Linked DNA regions of Homo sapiens: region 1 is linked to region 2. A link is a loop called in an ENCODE intact Hi-C map of the cell type or tissue named here. Cell type or tissue: heart left ventricle. All regions are shown on one strand. Each heading gives the region's core, and the rest is flanking DNA. Links, peaks and the distances in the headings are about the cores only. Region 1 has its middle 33 kb from the start of H3-5. Region 2 has its middle 12 kb from the start of LINC02422.

What was found. Hi-C counts contacts between places; a loop is a spot of excess contacts. Peaks named below come from ENCODE experiments on the same cell type or tissue, not always from the same donor. Only the 100,000 strongest peaks of a DNase experiment are listed, where the experiment ranks them.
Region 1: it touches region 2 in a loop (2.1-fold over the local background); 7 of 110 quality-filtered maps call a loop at or near these places.

What each region holds. Positions count from the first base shown.
Region 1 is chr12:31,823,549-31,826,460 of GRCh38, forward strand. No RefSeq gene overlaps it. Among named protein-coding and RNA genes, the nearest start is that of H3-5, 33 kb to the left of the region's middle. In heart left ventricle, for the core only: no CTCF peak of the experiment used is centred there; no DNase peak of the experiment used is centred there.
Region 2 is chr12:31,873,875-31,876,786 of GRCh38, forward strand. No RefSeq gene overlaps it. Among named protein-coding and RNA genes, the nearest start is that of LINC02422, 12 kb to the right of the region's middle. RefSeq lists an enhancer at 1,541-1,835. In heart left ventricle, for the core only: no CTCF peak of the experiment used is centred there; DNase peaks (open chromatin) are centred at 1,316 and 1,697; H3K27ac peaks cover 1,642 bases.

The sequences.
Region 1 (2,912 bases), core at 99-2,598, 51 kb before region 2:
TATAATGACTTCTTTTCCTTTGGGTAGATACCCAGTAGTGGGATTGCTAGATGGAATGGTAGTTCTATTTTTAGTTCTTTAAGTAATCTCTACACTGTTTTCTGTAGTGGTAAATGCGTTTGCATTTACTTTACACTCCCATCAGCAGTGTAGAAGTGTTCCCTTTTCACCACATCCATGCCAACATCTATTAGTTTTTGATTTTTTAATTATGGGCATTCTTGCAGGAGTAAGCTGGTATCTCATTGTGGTTTTAATTTGCATTTCCCTGATAATTAGTGATGTTGAGCATTTTTTCATATGTTTGTTGGCCATTTGTATATTTCTTTTGAGAATTGTCTGTTCATGTCTTTTTCCCTCTTTTGGATGGTGTTATTTGGTTTTTTCTTGCTGATTTATTTGAGTTACTTGTAGATTCTCAATACTAGTCCTTTGTTGGATGCATAGTTTGTGAATAATTTCTCCCACTCTGTGGGTTGTCTGTTTACTCTGTTAATTCTTTCTTTTGCTGTGCAGAGCTTTTTTGTTTAATTAGGTCCCATCTAATTATTTTTGTTTTTGTTGCATTTGCTTTTGGGTTCTTGGTCATGAACTCTTTGCCTAAACCAATGTCTACAAGAGTTTTTCTGATATTATCTTCTAGGGCATTTTTATGGTTTCGGGAGTTAGATTTAAGTCTGTGATCCATCTTAAGTTGATTTTTGTGTAAGATGAGAGATGAGGATCCAGTTTCATTCTTCTACATGTGGCTTGCCAATTATCCCAGCACCATTTGTTGAATAGGATGTCCATTCCCCACTTTATGTTTTTGTTTGCTTTGTCGAAGATCAAATAGCTGTAAGTATTTGGCTTTATGTCTGGGTTCTCTATTCTGTTCCACTGGTCCTATGTTCCTATCTTCTTCATACCAGTACCATGCTGTTTTGGTAACCACAGGCTTGGAGTATAGCTTGAAGTTGGGTAATGTGATGCCTCCAGATTTATTCCTTTTATGTAGTATTGCTTTGGCTATGCGGGCTCTTTTTCGGTTCCATATGAATTTTAGAATTTTTTTTCTAGTTCTTTCTTTTTTTGAGACGGAGTCTCGCTCTGTTACCCAGGCTGGAGTGCAGTGGCGCAATCTCGGCTCACTGCAAGCTCCGCCTCCCGGGTTCACGCCATTCTCCTGCCTCAGCCTCCCAAGTAGCTGGGACTACAGGCGCCCGCCACCACGCCCGGCTAATTTTTTGTATTTTTAGTAGAGGCGGGGTTTCACTGTGTTAGCCAGGATGGTCTCGATCTCCTGACCTCATGATCTGCCCACCTCTGCCTCCCAAAGTGCTGGGATTACAGGCGTGAGCCACCGCGCCCAGCTTTTTTTCTAGTTCTGTGAAGAATGATGATGGTATTTTGATGGAAATTGCATTGAATCTGCAGATTGCTTTTGGCAGTATGTTCATTTTCGCAATATTGATTCTACTGATCCATGAGCATGGGATATGTTTCCATTTGTTTGTGTCATCTATTATTTCTTTCAGCATGTTTTGTTTATGTTATTTCTTTCAGCATGTTATTTCTTTCAGCATATTCCTTGCAGAGGCCTTTCACCTGCTTTGGTAAGTATATTCTTAAGTATTTTGTGGCTTTTTTGGTTTTGTTTTGTTTTGTTTTGCTTTTGTTGTTTTGTTTTGTTTTTTCCAGCAATGTTGCAAAAGAGATTGAGTTCTTGATTTGATTCTCAGCTTGGTTGCTGTTGGTGTATAGCAGTGCTACGGATTTGCGTACAGTGATTTTGTATTCTGAAACTTTACTGAACAGGGACAGTTTGACTTCCACTTTATTGATTTGGATGCCCTTTGTTTCTTTTTCTTGTCTGATTGCTCTGGCTAGGACTTCCAGTACTATGTTGAATAGAAGTAATAAAAGTGGGCATCCTTGTCTTGTTCCAGTTCTCAGAGAGAATGCTTTCAACTTTTCCCCAATCAGTATAATGCTGGCTGTGGTGGACTCTTCCTTTCACAAAAGATTTCTCTAGGATGTTATGCTGTTTGATAGCATTTTACTCATAGTAGAACTTCTTTCAAAATTGTAATAAATCCTTTTAAAGGTGCTTTATCAACTAAATTTATGGAATATTCTAAATCCTTCATTATCATTTCAACAATATCCACAGCATCTTCACCAGGAATATATTCCCTCTCAAGAAACCACTTTCTTTGCTCATCCATAAAAAGCAACTCTTCATCCATTAAAGCTTTTTTTAGCATGTGATTGAAGCAATTCAGTCACATCTTTAGGCCCCACTTATAATTCCAGTTCTCTTGCTATTTCCACTACATCTTCAGTTACTTCTTCTACTGAACTCTTGAACTCTTCAAAGTCATCCATGAAGATTAAAATCAATTTCTTCCAAACTCCAGTTCATGTTCATATTTTGACCTACTTACATGAATCAAATGGCACCTAAAATGGTGAATCCTTTCCAAAAGGTTTTCAATCCACTTTGCCCAGATTCATCAGAGGAATCACTATCTGTAGCAGCCATCGTCTTACAAAATGTATCTCTTAGATAAGAAGGCTTGAAAGTCAGAATTGCCCCTTAATTCATGGGCTGCTAAGTGGATATGTTAGGATGCATGAAAACAACATTAACCTTCTTGTACATCTCCATCAGAGCTCTTGGGTGACCAGGAACATTGTCCATGAGTAGTAATATTTTGAAAGGAAGGTTTTTTTTTGGAGCAGTAGGTCTCAACAGTGGGATTAAAATATTCGGTCAATTGGCCAGGTGTGGTGGTTCATGCCTGTAATCCCAGCACTTAGGAGGCTGAGGCAGGTGGATTTGTTGAGCTCAGGAGTTCAAGACCAGCCTGGGCAACATGGCAAAACCCTGACTCTACCAAAAATATAAAAAAATTAGCCAGGCATGGTGG
Region 2 (2,912 bases), core at 322-2,821:
GCCAGCCAGGACACAAATTTTTTTTTTTGAGACAGAGTCTCGCTCTGTCGCCCAGGCTGGAATGCAGGGGCGCAATCTCGGCTCACTGCAAGCTCCACCTCCCAGGTTCACGCCATTCTCCTGCCTCAGCCTCCCACGTAGCTGAGACTACAGGCGCCCGCCACCATGTCCAGCTAATTTTGTTTTTTGTATTTTTAGTAGAGAGGGAGTTTCACTGTGTTAACCAGGATGGTCTCGATCTCCCGACCTCGTGATCCACCCGCCTCGGCCTCCCAAAGTGCTGGGATTACAGGCGTGAGCCACCACGCCTGGTTCACCAGGACAAAAATTTTTAAAGGTGTCTGCCCTTCCCTTTCTACCAGGAAGGACCAAAGTTAATCACTGGAGACAACTGTAGATTCTTATCAGCCCAGAGATGACACCAGAGGAATCTACATTTCAAACTTCATTAACTAGCTCTTACCATCTATTAGTTCCCCCATTTAAACATATTTACTTTCCCACAATTTATCACCCTAGAAACTTAAAGTCGTTTTCCTTTGTATTATCATTTCTCTACAAATGTTCTTTCTTATGAAGCTAGAAAAAACTGAGGCATGGTTTAAACGTCAAATAATTTATCTGAGCCAAATGTGAGTGACTGCAGTCTGAAAACACTTCCAGGTTACCTTGAGAAGTGCTCCAGAAATCAAAAAAGAGACTCGGGCCTTAAAAGAAAAAAAGGATGAATCAGGAAAGGGGCGACTAGAAAAGTTGTTTTTCGCTAGGTCTGGGGCTTTGGGGAGGTGGGTTTCCCATTTGCAAAATGGAACTTTAAAAGTCCACGGCACCTAACATTTCCAAGCTCCTCTAAATCTTCCAGGAAGCACAGGAGATGCAGGGCAGATGGGAGCATTCTCATCCTGCAGATAAACAGGCCTGGGGTCAGCTGGGAGGTTGGAAAGGCAGGCACTAGAATACCAGGTACTGGGTGAGTGAAAGCACAGTGTGACCTGGCAAGGGAAGGGGAGGCGAGAGCAAAGCAGTTGCTGTCTCTCCAGTTTCTCCTTCACTAACCACCTCAGCCCAGGGCCTGGAAAGAAAAAGAACTTAAGGACTTCCACAGGCTGAGACTGGATGCTGAAGGTGGACAGTGGCTCACACACCTTCTTGAAGTCAAGTGGCTCCTCCCCTGCCCACCAGATGCCAAGAGGGTCTGTTGGACCCAGACCTGTGGTGACAGCTACAAGAGAAGGAGGAGACACCAAAGTTGAGTTTGCTTTATAAGTGACATTGCAGGCTGGGCTGCAGTGGGGGGGCAGGATGAAGATTCAGGCTGTACTTTTCAAGGGACCAAGGGCTTGGGATCCACATAGGCCTCCCACACCGTCAGATGTCAGCTCCATCAATACTGAAAGACAATAGGAGATGAGGTAGGGAGGGGGTGAGAACGTGGGGAGAGGGAAGGGAGGTGGTGGGAAAGAGAGGAAGGAAGAGGTGAGGAAAGGCAAGGAGGAAAGGGAAGGGAAAAAAAAGTTGTTTTTCAACTATTATGATCAGTGTGATCGTATCTAAAGCAGTCTTGGAGTCAGGAGACAGGCTGTAATTGTTTAAAAGGTGGCCTGTTCCTGGGGACTTCCCAGCTCAGCAGGAAGCAGTCACAGATGTTTTGGCAGTTGTTTAGCCAGGAAGTTCTCTGCTTAAGACATGCGTGGGGTGGCTGGGCGCCGTGACTCATGCCTGTAATCCTGGCACTTTGGGAGGCAGAGGTAGGGGGATTGCTTGAGCCCAGGAGTTCTAAACCAGCCTGGGCAACGTAGTAGGACCTTGTCTCTATAAATAAATAATTAATTTAATTTTTTTTTTAAAAAGACAGGCCTGAGGTCCAAACCGAAATGGCCTCCCGACTCCATTTTATGTGCTTTGACTAACCCGTCACTGTTTCCCTTCATCATTTTGTTAAGATGCTGGACAAGCCCCAGTTCTAGCCACCCTTTTTAGTTACTCATCACTGAATGCTCCCATGTGTATACAGGCAGCACATGTTAAAAAACTTTTTCGGCCAGGCGCGGTGGCTCACGCCTGTAATCCAGCACTTTGGGAGGCCAAGGCGTGCGGATCACGAGGTCAGGAGATCGAGACCATCCTGGCTAACAAGGTGAAACCCCGTCTCTACTAAAAATACGAAAAAAATTAGCTGGGCGTGGTGGCGGGCGCCTGTAGTCCCAGCTACTTGGGAGGCTGAGGCAGGAGAATGGTGTGAACCCAGAAGGCAGAGCTTGCAGTGAGCTGAGATGGGGCCACTGCACTGCACTCCAGCCTGGGTGACAGAGCAAGACTCCGTCTCAAAAATAAATAAATAAATAAATAAAAATAAACTTTTTCTTGGCCGGGCACGGTGGCTCACGCCTGTAATGCCAACACTTTGGGAGGCCGAGGCGGGCGGATCACCTGAGGTTGGGAGTTCGAGACCAGCCTGACCAACATGGAGAAACCCCATCTCTACTAAAAATACAAAATTAGCTGGTCATGGTGACGCATGCCTGTAGTCCCAGCTACTCGGGAGGCTGAGGCAGGAGAATCACTTGAACCTGAGAGGCGGAGGTTGCGGTGAGCTGAGATGGCACCATTGCACTCCAGCCTGGACAACAAGAGCGAAACTCCGTCTCAAAAAATAATAATAATACAAATAAAAAAATAAAAAATAAATAAAATAAAATAAAAACGTTTTTATCTTGTTAATCTGTCTTTTGTCAATCTAATTTACAGGGCCCAGCCTGTAAATCTAAAATGAGTAGAAGGAAAAAGAATTTTTCCCCTCCTGGGCAGAACACTCTTGGGCACGTGAGCCTTGGCTTCTTAACCACATATCTGAGCAGCCAGTGTGGCAGTGGTGAGTGGCAGTGGAGAGACTCCAGGAAGCAGCCATTTCC